Linked DNA regions of Homo sapiens: region 2 is linked to region 1. The links are chromatin loops, found by intact Hi-C in ENCODE. Cell type or tissue: IMR-90. All regions are shown on one strand. Each heading gives the region's core, and the rest is flanking DNA. Links, peaks and the distances in the headings are about the cores only.

Evidence for each region. Hi-C counts contacts between places; a loop is a spot of excess contacts. Peaks named below come from ENCODE experiments on the same cell type or tissue, not always from the same donor. Only the 100,000 strongest peaks of a DNase experiment are listed, where the experiment ranks them.
Region 2: it touches region 1 in a loop (3-fold over the local background); 2 of 110 quality-filtered maps call a loop at or near these places.

What each region holds. Positions count from the first base shown.
Region 1 is chr13:37,599,008-37,607,183 of GRCh38, reverse strand. No RefSeq gene overlaps it. Among named protein-coding and RNA genes, the nearest start is that of POSTN, 4.3 kb to the right of the region's middle. In IMR-90, for the core only: a CTCF peak has its summit at 4,199 (motif pointing right); no DNase peak of the experiment used is centred there.
Region 2 is chr13:37,223,297-37,231,472 of GRCh38, reverse strand. No RefSeq gene overlaps it. Among named protein-coding and RNA genes, the nearest start is that of CSNK1A1L, 120 kb to the right of the region's middle. In IMR-90, for the core only: no CTCF peak of the experiment used is centred there; DNase peaks (open chromatin) are centred at 4,242 and 5,692; H3K27ac peaks cover 175 bases.

The DNA.
Region 1 (8,176 bases), core at 1,738-6,737:
GTCTCTGTTCTGTTCCATTGGTCTATATGTCTGTTTTGGTACAATTGCTATGCTGTTTTGGTTACTGTAGCCTTGTAGTATAGTTTGAAGTCAGGTAGCGTGATGCTTCCAGCTTTGTTCTTTTTTGCTTAGGATTGTCTTGGCTATACAGGCTCTTTTTTGGTTCCATATGAAATTTAAGGTAGTTTCTTTCTAATTCTGTGAAGAAAGTCAATGGTAGCTTGATGGAGATAGCATTGAATCTAGAAATTACTTTGGGCGGTATGGCCATATTCACAATATTGATTCTTCCTATCCATGAGCATGGAATGTTTTTCAATTTGTTTGTGTCCTCTCTTATTTCCTTGAGCAGTGTTTCGTAGTTCTCCTTGAAGAGGTCCTTCACATTCCTTGTAAGTTGTATTCCTGGGTATTTTATTCTGTTTGTAGCAATTGTGAATGGGAGTTTGTTCATGATTTGGCTCTCTGTTTGTCTATTATTGGTGTATAGAAATGCTTGTGATTTTTTCACATTGATTTTGTATCCTGAGACTTTGCTGAAGTTGCTTATCAGCTTGAGGAGTTTTTGGGCTGAGACGATGGGGTTTTCTAAATATACAGTCATGTCACCTGCAAATAGAGATAATTTGACTTCCTCTCTTCCTATTTGAATACCTTTATTTCTTTCTCTTGCCTCATTGTCCTGGCCACAACTTCCAATACTATGTTGAATAGGAGTGAAGAGAGAGGGTATCCTTGTCTTGTGCCTGTTTTCAAAGGGAATGCTTCCAACTTTTGCCCATTCAATATGATATTGGCTGTGGGTTTGTCATAAACAGCTCTCATTATTTTGAGATATGTCCCATCAATACCTAGTTTATTGAGTGTTTTTAGAATGAAGAGGTGTTGAATTTTATCGAAGGCCTCTTCTGCATCTATTGAGATAATCATGTGGTTTTTGTCATTGGTTCTGTTTATGTGATGGATTACATTTATTGATTTGCATATTTTGAACCAGCCTTACACCCAAGGGGTGAAGCCAACTTGGTCATAATGGATAAGCTTTTTAATGTGCTGCTGGATTCGGTTTGCCGGTATTTTATTGAGGATTTTCACATCGATCATCAGGGATACTCCTGAAATTTTCTTTTTTTGTTGCGTTTCTGCCAAGTTTTGGTATCAGGATGATGCTGGTCTCATAAAATGGTTAGGGAGGAGGCCCTCTTTTTCTATTGCTTGGAATAGTTTCAGAAGGAATGGTACCAGCTCTTCTTTGTACCTCTGGTAGAATTAGGCTGTGAATCCGCCTGGTCCTGGGCTTTATTTGATTGTTAGGCTATTAATTACTGCCTCAATTTCAGAACTTATGATTGGTCTATTCAGGGATTCGACTTCTTCCTGGTTTAGTCTTGGGAGGGTGTATGGGACACAAATATTTTGAGTCTCCTGTCATCAAGTGAGAGTCTATATGCTCTCTTCACCTTTTTGCGTTCATTTTTGGTGGCTTCAACCATTAGCATATGTGGCAGAAGATGATGGCCGTGGGTACTCTGACATCAGCTCATAAAAGACCATGCATATTCTGCTTTGTTTGCTGGATCACTGAGCTGTCATATGTCTAACTCCTCTGAGGCCACTGTGTTGAAGAAGCCACATGTAGGTGCTCTGGCTGAGAATCCCAGTAGAGCTCAGCCTTTCAAACATCCTTGTCAATCTGGGGACACGTGACTGAATAAGCCATCTTGGCAGTGGATCTTGCACTGCAAGGGGTCCTAATTGACCACTGGCAGTTATTGAAATCACCCCAGCTATTCCAGTCTTCCCAGCTTAAGCCACAGACATCGTGGAATGGTATGGCTAACTTGCAAGTTATTCCCATTCGGCACTATCTGAATCTTTGATCAACTGATACTTGAAGCGTATCAAGTTGGTTGCTACTTTATGGCACTAAGTTTGGAGTGATGTATCAGGTAGCAATAGATAACTGGAACATCCAGGGAAATTAACTGAGTTTCCCTACCTTCCTTTCTGCTTTGTCAAAGCTGACATGTGTAAAATGTGGGTCAACTTGGGCAAATGATTTATTCATCTCAATTATCCCCTGTGTAATAATCTTGTAAGGGTAGAGGAAAAAAAAACTATAAAAGATTATCTGCCACATGGTGAAAACACATCTTGATAGATGTTTAAATGCAACTGAAAAATTGACAAATCTGTTTCTAAATTGAGGTTCCCCAAATAATCTATCTTGCTGAAGAATTATTAATTCACCACCTCTATGGTTTTATACTGTTTGGATATGAAGTCAGTTTCTCATTTTAGCGGAACTATCAACTCACATCCAAGCAAATGATTTCCTTCGCACACTGTACTTTGTATATGAATTTCAAACAGTGCTAGTATGCATTTAAGCCATTATAATGAATATGCTGCTCTTGTTTTTATTCACCTAACGCCTGCATACTTGTGTTTGTTTTACTTAAAGTGAAAATAATTTGCTAAAGGTAAAAATGCACTTCTGGGTGCATGTGTTCCTATGAAACCTAAAAGCAGACTGGAAAAATCAAAGATTCTTTTTCCATTTAAAGCCCAAAGCTTCCATCATTACCACAGACCTTTTTTTCTGAAAAAGAAACAAAGAATTAGTTTCTGTGTCCAATGAAATAGTTTCTTTTCCACCCGCCACCCCAACCTCTACCCTTTAACTTTCTCTAATGATATCACTCTTTTTGTTGTTCATTATGTACTGAGAAGCTATGACATCCAAACCCCTGTTCAGGTCCCACATGGCCTGAAATCCTGTAACTCATATAATTCCACTTTAACTTATCTAATTCCACTTTCTCTACAAGTATGTGTCCTTGGGAACAATAATAAAGATATAAAGAGTGTTGCACATTTGTTAGCATAAAAAGAAGAGCAGGTCTTTTCCATTTTTCCCCACAGCACTAACAGAGTATCCCAAGATTGTTTTGCATATAGGACAACAGAAGTGAATAAAAACCTTCATCAGATGCATGCCTCTTAGAGAGGAAAGCAGAAACCCTCATGATATATGGAGAGAACAAGAAGAAGAAATATGGGGATAACAAGAAGAAGAAATTTTGTAACTATTCGATTTCTGCAATTGGAAATTCATCACATAATATCATTATCTGGTGAAGTGAAGCAACAAAAGTTATTTTAGATCAAAATATATTCAATGTGTCTGAGAATAGCTGGAAGATTATGATTGAAAAATGAGGAATAACTCAACTTTGGTTGGCACTTTTCCTAGGAAGAAATCTGAAAAGCTTTTCAGACGTAGAGAGGAAGCATATATAGACCCTGTACTAAAAACACTGGAAATAGACAAAGGGATTTTGAGGACAGTGTCGGACATAGACAAATCAGCAGAGAGGATATATCAGTGGAGAAATGCAGGTCTAAGCATGGGACCTGAGAGTATTTCTATTTCAGAGGGAAAGGATCCAAGGAAAGTGATAAATGGTTGATTACAAATTATGGAGTTACCATAATTTAGTCCATTCTTTCAGCAGACCAAATGCTCCAGATGGGATGTTGAAATTTTAGCACTATGAAAGATAGATGGCTACAGAGTTCTTTTAATTGCAGCAATTATCCATCCCTTCATCTTACAGTCTAATCTGGAAGAATATTAAAAGTTATTTGTGGGCAGGAGACAGATGATGAGTAGGGTCTTAATTACATCTCAAACAAAATCATCCAGAACCAAATGAGAGAGAAGATGCAAGCCATGTCAACAGTATCAGGGGGTCAGAAGTAAGGGGTGTATAAATGTGAGAAGGAACCAAAGAATGAAATCAGACTGCAGAAGTGATTATTTCCAATCATTTGTTTGAAGTAGAAAAATTCAGTCATAATTTCTAACCACATGTCACTCTTTTATGTCAGTGTAGAAAAAAACCACAGAAACCCAGATTAAAAAAAAATGAAGCTATTTATGTCTCGGCCACATACACAAAAAAACGGGACTAGATTTTTCAACTTTTATCCAGATTTGGCATCGCTTATTGTGGCCAATATGTATTGGCTGTAGAATATTTTATGTAAGAGTGCATCATGAATCTTCAGTTGACTGGCATTTTGAAACACAGGTAAAATGCCTAAGATTTTTATGTAAGTTTTATATTGATTATTAATTTAATCAAAATATGGTATCTGTGCTTCTAGAAACATTGTATACTATACTTTCTCCACTAGATGTCTCCAGAGAAATGCAAGTAAATACTGCTAATAAAGATACTGTTAATAAGCACCCAGTTTTAAAATTGCAAAAGTACCCAGTTCAATTAGGATTAAATAGTTACAAGGATTGACTATTTAATATGAGAGTGGACCTGACACTTGATAGGCTTTTAAATGATGTGAGAGCTTAAAGTTATACCGGAAAGATGGCATACTACTCGCATTTATTTCAGAAAGCCTTTTGTCTTGCTGCTAAATGAGTTAACATTAAAGAAACATCACCTCATGTCTACTTTGCACTGCAGTTAATCATCTCTTTCTCTGAATATGATTTCATTATTTTAGAAATGTTGGCCAGAAGATGAAGATTTATGGAATATACAGAGGAAATCCGTTGAAGTATTATGTCAAAAGGATGGCGTGAGAGTGCCTACAGTTCTTGTAGACTATACAATGTGTCCAGCCACAAATATCTGAGCCTATATATTTCTTCTTTGGCCTCTTCAAGTTGTTCATTGATGTTCAATTTTATTTGGGCTGTATGCATAGTTTAAAAAGGGAAAAAAACCATGAAATCTAACTTTTGTTTAATTTGAATTCCTGCTCCTGTAGGCTTAGTTCAGCCTAACCTAGTCATTTTAAGAAAACATTTTCCCTAGCTCAAAAGAAACAAAGATCACTGGGTCTTTGCCAGAACTTCAATTTATAGAGCTGTTAACCTAGCTGTCCAGGAAGCCTGGGAACCTCACTAGACAAGATAGTTGGACATGGAAGTGCTACCCCCAGGAAAGTGGGGCACTAACTTCAAGACCTTATTATGTTTTACAAGTAAGTTGCAAACTACATGTAGATTGCAAATAGGCCAGAAAGAAAGCAAAGTGATGCTCAAGAAATGTTTTCACGATCCTGTAACCTATATGTTAAAAAGCAGGGGCTTAGAAATAATTTGGCACAAATAGCTACTCTGGATCATGCAAAACCAAGGAAATTTTTACTTTTAAAAAATCTGCACTTGGCTTGAGTATCCAGGTTTGTTGAATCCACAGTCTATGTCCAATCTTAGACAGTATAGGGCAAGTTTAAGGTTAGTTACATGCTGGCGGCAGTAAGCATGATATTACAATGAGTTCATAGTCTCCAGAGGCTACAAGTCTTGTTACAAAGATCCACTAGATAATTTGCAAACTGACAATACATTAGCATCCCGACAGCTAGAAACAAATGATCCTCTCTTTCAGTCACATTATTTTTCTTCAGTTACATAGTAAACCATTTAGTTTTCATGAATGACTTATATTTCTGGGTCACATTTTGCAACCCTGAAAGTCAGACTTAATTATCATCATTTCAATTTTCCTCCCATCTCCCAGGAAAATTACATGGACAACCCCAGGGTCACTGTCTTTTTCTGATGCAGAAGAATAAGGGTCCTGTGTGAAGAGAGACGGTGGGGGGCAGGGAAGAGAGAGAGAAAATTTGACCCTTGATGAGTGCTCAGAAAGGGAAGAATTATGTTCCTTGCAAGATTCTCAATATCTTCTCTAAAACTTGGACTACTCTTTCTTCCATTATCTTTCTTACAACTGTTTCCTTCCCTTATCCTACCGAAAACTTGCTGAGACTTCCTCCCACTATTAGGCATATAATATCACACTTCTGGCCTGGCCTTAGCTTTTTAAGTTCCAGTGCTATAATCTTTTTATGTTTACCCTAATTTTTTCCTTCTCTTGGGATATTCCCCAACATCTAAATTTGCAGGTAGTTTGTATGCACACCTGGCTTGCATTGTCAAGATCTTTCGTGATGTCATTACTAATCCTAACTTTAAATACTGAGGGCTGCTATTTGTTGATTTTCATGGGACTTACACAAGTTCCAGAAATAATGCTCAGGATGGATAGACTTATGGTCTCTATTATTTGAAGTGTGAAAAGAAAGATTTAAGACCTCTCTTTTAATTGTATGAGCATATATCATGCTTTCCACAAAAAAGCATAAATTAATCTCACCTGTCAGAAGGGAGAAGTAATCTTTTGAAATATGACTGCATTTCCATCTTCACTACTCATTTCATGTAATTATTTGTCAATTTAGACAACTGCAAGAGCCACGATGAATGGAAGCCATTAATACTAGTGCATAAAACTGGTTGCAAAGAACGACTAGGTTAAAATTGTTCTTGAAAATAATCAATAAAATTTTAATTCGTTCCAGGCAATATTAAGAAAGCAGGCAACATGGCAGGAAATTTTGATTCTTCCTTCACTCCTTGTATTCACAATCAGGTCTATCAGTTATCATTCCGGACTGTATTTAAAAATATATATTTTTTTACCCTTGATACTTATTACACAAGTCTATATCTCTTTCTCTGAGTACCTCATCCTTCACCTCCAGTCAAACCCTATTGGATTTGAGCAGATATCAGCTTCATTACAAAAAGGTCTGTAAGTAGTTACATCAGTCTAAAGATGAAAAGTGTGGCATTAGTAGCAGTGTAATCTATATTATAATGTCTAACTGGTCTAGAGTTGAAGACTTTTATATATCCATTTAACCAGGAATGTCCTAACAGCTAATTTAATAATATTGATAGTTTATCCGTCCTAATCAATAAGCAGTTACTGACCACCTGCCATTTGCACAACATAAGAGTAATAGAAAGCTATAATATAAAGCAAAAGATGACTTCATAAAGTCAGAATGATTCCATTCAGAGAAATGTAAATGATAGACTAAACTCTTCCTTCCACAAAGGACCAGGGTCAGAATATAATTTAACTTTTATGCTATCTCCTCTCCAGCTCTTCTTTTGAATTGCCCCTTCATTTTCTATAACTTAATCCCAAGATTTTCATATTGAAATGGCCTCTCGATCATATTTCAGCATTTGTGGTTTCACTGTGTGCTTTCTTAATAAACTAAGCAGCAAGTTGTAGAATATTTTAATATCCCATAGTGAGTTTAAGCATAACTCAGGATACTCAGAATCCTCTCTAGTTCAGTCCAGTTCCCCTAAAGCCTTCCCAATAGAACAACAAGGAGAATTCTGACAAAATCTCTCTACCTCACCAGTGGGAAAAGAACATGGATATGACATTACAGAGGGAGCATCTTGTAGCAAAATGGATTGGAATTACACTTTAGGATGGTGTGCAGCTTGTTTATTCAAGGAAGCTGATTGTGGTTACCATTTCAGCTCATTGTTTCCCTCTGATATTCAGATTTCTTTTATCCAAAGTTTTCTGAACATTTGACATATGCATGGAGTAGTAAGAACGCACATTCCTTTGGCTAGGGATTGCATAGTGTAACATTGAAAGGCTTTAGTTATTCTTGATAAAATCAGAAGAATCATTTTGGCAATGTCCATGTTTCCTAATATGTATTTAATTGTTCTAGTTATCTCTAGATTCGTAACACTTGCTTCCAATATTGGCTGCTTTTCACCAGTGGTTATCAGTAGATGTGCTGCATAGACATGTTCAACATCACATAAAGTGTGTCATGAAAAACAATAAAGCACAAATGTTTTTCCTTTCTGCTTCATTTCAAACCTTAGAGAAATTTGTCAGAGTAGATTTATGTTAACTCTATATGTTCCTTGATATTTGAAAAAGAAAGGAAATGAGAGGTAGCTCTCCTTTTTGTACGATAGCAAGGAAAATATGGACTCTCCTACATGGTTCTTCAGCAAGTTAGAATTCTTATTTCATATCTTACACAAGTTTTAAATCTATCCAGAGTTTGTTTTTAATCAACAGCCTTTACCCCCTTGTGATTGTCAGACTCGCATCTACCTTTGTTTTCTGGTAAAAATAATAATAATAATAATCTTTCAGTTCTGATGTGAACTGCAATAACACCTAACAATAATCTTGAGCACACAGACATTATACATTCTACTCTGGAAAGGATTGCAGAATATCTCTTAAAACTCAACAAAAGAATTTTTCTTAAAAACCCTCTAAGATACAAAGGAATAAAA
Region 2 (8,176 bases), core at 2,079-7,078, 380 kb after region 1:
ACGCCACCCAATTATTACTGTTTTCAAGCATAGGGTAGCAAAAGCAAAGTGAACCAAAGGATCTTCTTTATTAACTTTGGATCTTGAAAAGACAACTGAGTGAAAGCAACTCAATGAACTAAAAAAGAAAAAAAGATTACATTTTTATTAAAAAGGAAATGATTTTGGTCAGTTGAGCTATTCATGCGTTTAGTCACAAATACTTAACGTAATCACAAAAGCATTAATTACTGAGACTACCAAATCAAAATACAAAACTATCCAAAAACAAAATGCCAAAACTTTCTTCTATAAGGATTTTAAAATGTAACAGAAAAACTGTACACCAGTGACAATCTGATTATCTTATTCTCTTCCAGGTGAAGTTTACAAAGAGTAACAATGAACTGTGATAAAGATTAAAGATTCCAGTGCTTCCTTCTAAAATTGAATTATTCAGCTTTATCACTTGAAACTGTAGAGTATGATGGTATGCCATATAATACTTTTAAAGTATAAGCTTTAAAAGTGAATGTTTTTTCTTTTTCTCTGGTAGTCCTGATACTTCAAAACCTAAGAGGTTATCTGTGATAGGTTTTCAGCCTTATTCAGGAAAGAAAACATGTTATTTAAGTTTTCTTTATCTGCATTTAATATTAGTATCAAAATAAGTAAATATAAATGAATTTAGCTAGAGAAAAATACATATGCACCCATGTTAATGTCCATAAAATGTTTAAAACCACATCTACATGAGCTAAAATTTTACATATTTAGAACAATATCCTAAGTAGCCATGGAAAAGTATTCAGGGATAAATGCAGCTTTAAATTTTCTAAGAAAGAGTTTAAAAAGCTAATACTGGCTACAATCACATGTATAAATCTTCCCAGAAAGCTAAAAATAAGAATGTGTTAAACAGAATGCATAGAGACATTGAGAATAGCTTACCAAGCTTTCCTAGCTAGGAAAATGTGGCTTTCCCATACATCATTCAATAAAAAACAGATGGAGAAAAAAAATTTGCCAGAAAGAAAGGAAAGACATACACCATGTTATAATTATGAGCTTCAGATAAACAAAGGGAGGGAGAAGATTATTTTAAAACAAAAGGACAAAGTTTCTTCCATAAAAGCTATCTCTATTGAGTAGGGGAAACTAAGGATAAAATGACATCTTCTCAAAAACATAAGTGACCCTAGAATGGACAGTATGTATCATCCAGAGCCCAGCCCACTTCTTTAGCTTATAATATCCCAAATCCTTTGCCACTTCTGTTACTTGTGGTTCAAGGGTCTCACCCAGGCTCTGGGGATGAATCATGTGATTCAAGTTGGGGCAGTCCCTTTAGCCTCATGATCAGGTCAGGACATGTCAAAGACAGGCATGGATATGTCATCCAAATTGGTCCAATTTAGAGTAAATCCTAGGGTTTGTACAGAAACTACCTGAAAGAGATACTCTCTTTTTCTTTGGAGTAAACATAGGTGACTACAGGTCTAAAGTTGCTGAAAGTCATACTGACACCATATGAAGGTAGAATGAAAACGCTATGCAGAAGATAGACAGCTGCTGATAACATGTCAGCTCCTTGATCAAACTGTTCCTGAAGCATATGCTCTTCTGGAATTTTTAGTGATGCCATATGAGCCAATAAACTCCCCTTTTATGTTAAGCCAATCCATCTATTGAATCTAGAAAGGTTCTTCATAATCAGACTCCAATCTCAGGAACAAAATTGAGTAAACAAAACCTAGAGCCACTGCAGTTACAGAGTAGCTTCTTCATATCCATTGTCTAGAACTCTGTGAAGTAAGTGTTACTACATTCCCACTTAACAGATGAGGTTAAATGGCTTGCCCAAGATTATACAGCTGGTATTTAGTAGCATTCAGGTCTTCTGAATTCAAATCCCATGCTTTTTCCAGGTCTCCTCTTCAAATCTCAAGTAAAAGGACCATGAGGGGCTCAGTGGCATGTCAAGTGGTACAAAAAGATAATTTACGTGCAGTTTATCCTCCTAGAGCTTCAATTATATTCAAATATCTAAGCGAAAGGTCATAAGTTAGTAATATAAATTATAAATAGTTCTGTATAATATCACTGTCCCCTACTATGGTCTGAATGTTTGTGTTCCTTCAAAATTCATATGTTAAAATCTAACCCCTAAAGGGATGGTATTAAGAGCTGAGGCCTTTAGGAAGTGATCAGATCCTGAAAGTTCCACATTCATGAGTTCCCATTAGTACCCTAATAAAAAGGCTTGAGGGAGACTGTTCCTCCCTTCTGCCATGTCAAGACATAGCAACGAGGTGCCATTTTGAAGCAAAGAGCAAGCCTTCACCAGACACCAAATCTGCTGGCATCTTCATCTTGGACTTTACACCCTTAAGAACTGTGAGAAGTAAATTTCCATTTTTTTTTTACCAAATCTAAGGTATTTTATTACAGCAGCCCGAATGAATTAAGACATACTCCTAATCCAAAAAGGTGAGAGTTCTCTTTTTTGCCATTAGGAAGCATGTGAAATGCAGTAGTGTTTTGAAGCTCGAATGAAAGGACAAAATTGATTGATAATACTGTGGAGCCTCATTTATTTGCAGTCAATCACTTTCTTTTACATTTAGACACAAAAGTACTAAAGGTCCCAGGAAATAATTATAATGACTATTATAATGGCACCACACCAAGAACATTTTGAACAATGAACAGAAGCCTATAAAAGTACACATTATTCCAAACAGACTAAAATTTCTATTACCATTTAAATATTATTGACCTAGATGGTCCAGAAATTAAGATCACTCACTCATCATTGTTCAGAGAGATATTAAAAATATTTTGGCACTACAATTTAAGCAAATGTTAGTTTTAACAATAATACAGAAAAAAAAATTTTAATTATTGACAATGGACTTTTAATTTTATTCACTATTATTGGCAGGAGTCTAGCTTTCTTGAGCACATAGCAAGGTGAATAAGCCACAAAGGATATAGCTGAATAGTGCCCCCCAAAGATGTTCATATCCCCAGAATCTGTGACTATTCTACCTTCTATAGCAAAAGAAACTTCACCAATGTAATTAAGTTAAACATCTTGAGATGGGTAGATTATCCTGAATTATCCAGGTGGGCCAATGTTGTTATTACAAGGGGCTTTATAAGAGGGACACAGGAAGGTCAGTTTCAGAGATACGATGACAGAAGCAGAGGCCAAAATAATGTGAGACCACAAGCCAAGGAATGCAAGAAGACTCTAGAAAACAAAAGTCTTGAGCAGGTACTTCACAGCAGACATAATTCAAGGCCAATAAACATGGGAAGAGGTATTCAACTTTATTATTAATCAAGAAAATTCAAACTAAGCCATCACACATCCACTAAATGGAAAAATATTTAAAAGGCTGATAAGAGTAAATGTTGACAAAGATGTGAAGTAAGAAGAACTTACATACAATGCCAATGGAAGTATGAACTGATACAAACATTTTGGAAAATAGATTGGCATTGACAATGCACACATTCTATGACCCAGTAATTCTATTCCTAGATAACTGTCCCATAGATGGGACATGTACAAAAAGGTTCTCAATGACATTATTTACAGTAGTCAAAACTAAAAAACAACATAAATATCCATTGACAGTAGAGTGGATAAAACATTGAGATATATTCATATAATTAAATAATATATTTTAGTAAAACTAAATAAATGCAGTTACACAGAACAAGATGAATGAATCTCAAACATAATGCTGAACAAAGGAAGCCAGACACAAAATACACATTGTATAATTTCATTTATATAAAATTCAAAAACAATCCATGAATTTACGGACTCTCAATCCCCCTTCACTTCTGCTCATATATTAGCTGATTCATTTTTTAACACATCTCATTTCTTGAAAAAGCAGCCAATATCAATCAACACAAAGAACCAACACTACATTTTTCTCCCTCTTTTCCTAGAGCTACAATTACCAAAGTACAGTTTTGTCAAATGTTCCACATCATCAAAATATAGATTACTGTCTTTCCAGCCTCCAATAACAGTTTCTTTGCCACCCAATAACTACTATGACAATGTCGCCTTATTTAAGTTTTTGATTCAGTAACAGCACACTCTCTGTAATTAATTTCAGTATCAGATGGATAGACAAGGTTATACGCAATAATAAACAGCCCCCAAATCTCAAGAGGTAACCAAATAAAAATTTGTCTCTTACCAACATTATCCTTTCAGTATGAGTCAGTAAGGGAAACTGCTCATAATAATCTTATAGGAATCCAGGCTGATGCAGAATTCATCTCAACATATAGTTCTATGATCACCATGACAGAGAGAAGAGGAATGTAAAGAATCACAAACTGGGCTGGGTGCCGTGGCTCAGGCGTGTAATCTCAGCACTTTGGGAGGACAAGGTGGGTGGATCACCTGAGGTCAGAAGTTTGAGACCAGCCTGGCCAACATGGTAAACCCTGTCTCTACTAAAAATACAAAAAATTAGCAGGGTACGGTGGCACACACCCGTAATCCCAGCTACTCAGGAGGCTAAGGCAGGAGAATTGCTTGAACCTGGGAGGCGGAGGTTGCAGTGAACTGAGATCACGCCACTGCACTCCAGTCTGGGCACAGAGCAAGACTGTCTCAAAAAAAAAAAAAAGAATCACAAACTGGATTTTAAAATTAAAACCCAAGAAAACTGATACTTCTTTTAACATTTTGGAACTAAAATACTATACAAAAATACCACAAAATGTGAAGCCTGGAAAAACTAAGTGCATGCTAAAGTCCTTGTCCTATTAGGTAAAACCATAAAAATATGTAAAGTCAACTACATACACTAAAATGTTCTAGGCAACCACTTTAAAAAAGAAATGGAATTAGCAATTTCAAAACTTAGTAAAGATATAGGGAAAATAAAGAACACTTAATGAAGCAAATAGACGTTTGGAAAGGAGAAAAAGAAAGGAAAATACAATAGGAACAAGAAAATGAAATAAGGTTATTGATTATAAAATGAAATAAGGTCAAAAAAGCAAAACCAAATAAGTCATGTAATATAATTAATATTTAATGTACTAGATCCATTTATTAATATGAATACCCTCTCACATGATATTTTTAAAAATCTAATTATAGAAAGCCATTCTAAAACCTGAGGAACTGTAGTCAGCCAGTATTCCTTACTTATGAGGTGATGCAAACTTTTTTTTCTGAGGGCTATTAATTTTTGGTAATCCTGCCTAATAATTGCTCATTTGCTTTTATAACTGGACATGGCAGCACACACTAGTAACTCTACAGATCTTCTGGGTTTTAGGCACATCCCTAGCAATCCACATTAAGAAGCAGCAGTCCTATATCATACTGATAATCGGGATAAATCACTACAGTCAACATCCTAATGCCTTTTTGATCTCTTCTTCCATGATGCAAGAAGCAGAATCATTACAGCCCTGCATCTTAGAAATAACTCCCAGAATCACATCACAAAATTAGCCTGCTAAGAGAGCTGCCACTACTTCTGTGGACAAAGTTAATCCATTCCAAAAAAAACTTTACTGGCTTTTTCCTTCCAAATTCTCACAGACCTCTGAGTCATAGGCTACTATCTCTCCACATTTATAGAAACTAAGAGAGTATTATTTGAAATGCCAAACATTAGAATGAAAACTTCAGCAAGATGACTAAATTTTGAAAATAAATTCACTTCCAGCTTCTGGTCAGGCTTGTAAGAAGCTTGAATGTCACCACTCCATTCTTTCAACAAGCAAAAAGATGAATAAACTGAAAAACAACTCTTCTTAGATCCACAAGACAACTGAGGTCACAGAACAAACTGCTTCCCTTCAACTGGAGAAACCAACAGACTTAATTCAGCGAATCACAACTTGCCAGAACAGAAACCCACAAGATGAAACCTTCATGGGAAATGATCCCAGGGTAGGAATATCTGAACTGTTACTGACAAATTGCTAAAGGCACTGCATGGACAAGTCTGAGAGTTAAAAAGCTCCAGGAGATCCAATGAGATGGAGGCCCCACATTTTTGTGACTTTTTACCTCCAGGAGCTTCACTTGGTTCTCACAGTGAATATTGGAGAAAAGTTCCCTCATGCTTCTAGCCAGAGGAAGGGAAAGAAACCATTTTGAAATATACCAGAACATTCTGCTATTCTTTTTTTAATATATACTTTAAGTTTTAGGGTACATGTGCACAACGTGCAGGTTTGTTACATATGTATACGTGTGCCATGTTGGTGTGCTGCACCCATTAACTCATCATTTAACATCAGCATTCTGCTATTCCTAACAAGGTATACCCTCAAGAGAAACTTTTTAACCGGAGTCTAACCTCCTGGGGTTTTATCAGAGCCTGACTGACCTGGGCATAGGGAAATAGCCAACTCCAGCTCATTTTAGCCATCCTGTCCCACCTAAGGGGGAAGGGGTAACTGAGAGGCACATGTGAACTTCATAGTCCAAAGGCACATGCTCTCTGAAAGACAGAGACATAATCATAGAGCCATAGAATGCTTCCAGTCCACCAACTCGCAAACACCTCACTGCCACATTACTAAAGACATGCTCACAGCAGTTACTTTTACCCAGTATACCAGGTCCTGCTATGAAGAAAAAAATTACGGGACATACTAAAAGGCAAAAACCACAGCATGAAGAAACAGAAAAAGCATCGGAACTCAGATATGGTGGAAATTATCAAATGGAGAATTTGAAACAACTATTATTAGTATGCTAAGAGCTCTAATGGATAAAGTACACAGCATGCAAGAAAAGATGGGCAATGTATGCAGAGAGATAGAAATTCTAATAATGTACAAAAATGTTAGAAGTAAAAAATACTGTAAAGGAAATGAAGAGTGCTTTTGGTGGGCTTATTAGTAAACTAGTGATTGTTGAGAATCCTGAGCTTGAGGATAAATCGATAGAAATCTTAAAACTGAAAAGAAAATAAATCTTTTTAAATACAGGGGAAAAGCAATGGACTATACAAGAATGGTGGGACAACTAAAAAAGGCATAACATATGTGTAATGGGAATATCAGAGGGAGAATAAATAGAGAAAGAGACCCAAGAAATATCTGAAGTAATAATGACTGGGAATTTCTGCCAAATTAATGTCAGACATCAAAACACAGATCCAGGAAGTTGAGAGAACACCAAGCAGAGTAAATGACCTCCACCCCCGCAAAAAATATACACCTAGGAATATTATTTTTAAACTACAGAAAATCAAAGATAAAGAAAAAAAACCTTGAAAGAATCCAGAAGAAAAATATATATATCTTTCCTAGCAAAGAACAAAAAATTATATCTGACTTCTCCCTTAGTACTCATGCAAGAAAAGAGTGGAGTGACATGTTTACAGTGTTGAGAGAAATAGAACACCAAACTAGAATTCTGTACCCTGTAAAAATATCCTTCAAAAGTGGAAGAGAAATAAAAACTTTCTCAAACAAAAAATTGAGGAAATTTGTCGCCAGTAGACTTGCCTTGCAAGAAATGCTAAAAGAAGTCTTTCAGAGAGAAGGAAAATAACATAGGTCAGAAACTTGAACCTATGTAAAGAAAAGAAGAGCGTTGGAGAAAAAAACATAAATGAAGGTAAAATTAAAATTCCTCTTTTTTCTTACTCAATTGTCTAACAGATAACAATTTGTTCAAAACAACAATAGCAACAATGTATTCATTTATATATGTTGCTGGGGCTCAGAAGCTGATACTCCTAAATATGGCACATTGACATGCTTAAACTGAAGAAGCCTCAAGGTCTCTCTAACCTTCTCCCTAGTACTGTCTCTCCCAAAACCTTTATCTGCCTGAGATCCAGACCCACCTCAAAAAAATTGTTTCCTCTTCCCCTCCCTGTAATACCAAAAATGTAGCCACATCTGAATAGACCCTTTACAAGTTAATATCTGTTCCTGGATCCATTCATTCTCTCTAGTATTCCTTTATTTTCCATCAACAGACAATATTGTCCCTCAACAGACAGTTCTCCCCCTTGTTTTGCCAGGGTGATATATATGCTTCTTTCATCTTGTTGAGGGGTAAGCAATCATTCTGTCATTCTCCCCATGCATACATGTTAAATAAATTTATATGCCTTTTCTCCAATTTATCTGCCTTTTGTGAGTATATTTTTCAGTGGGCTAAGGGGAAAGCTCTCCC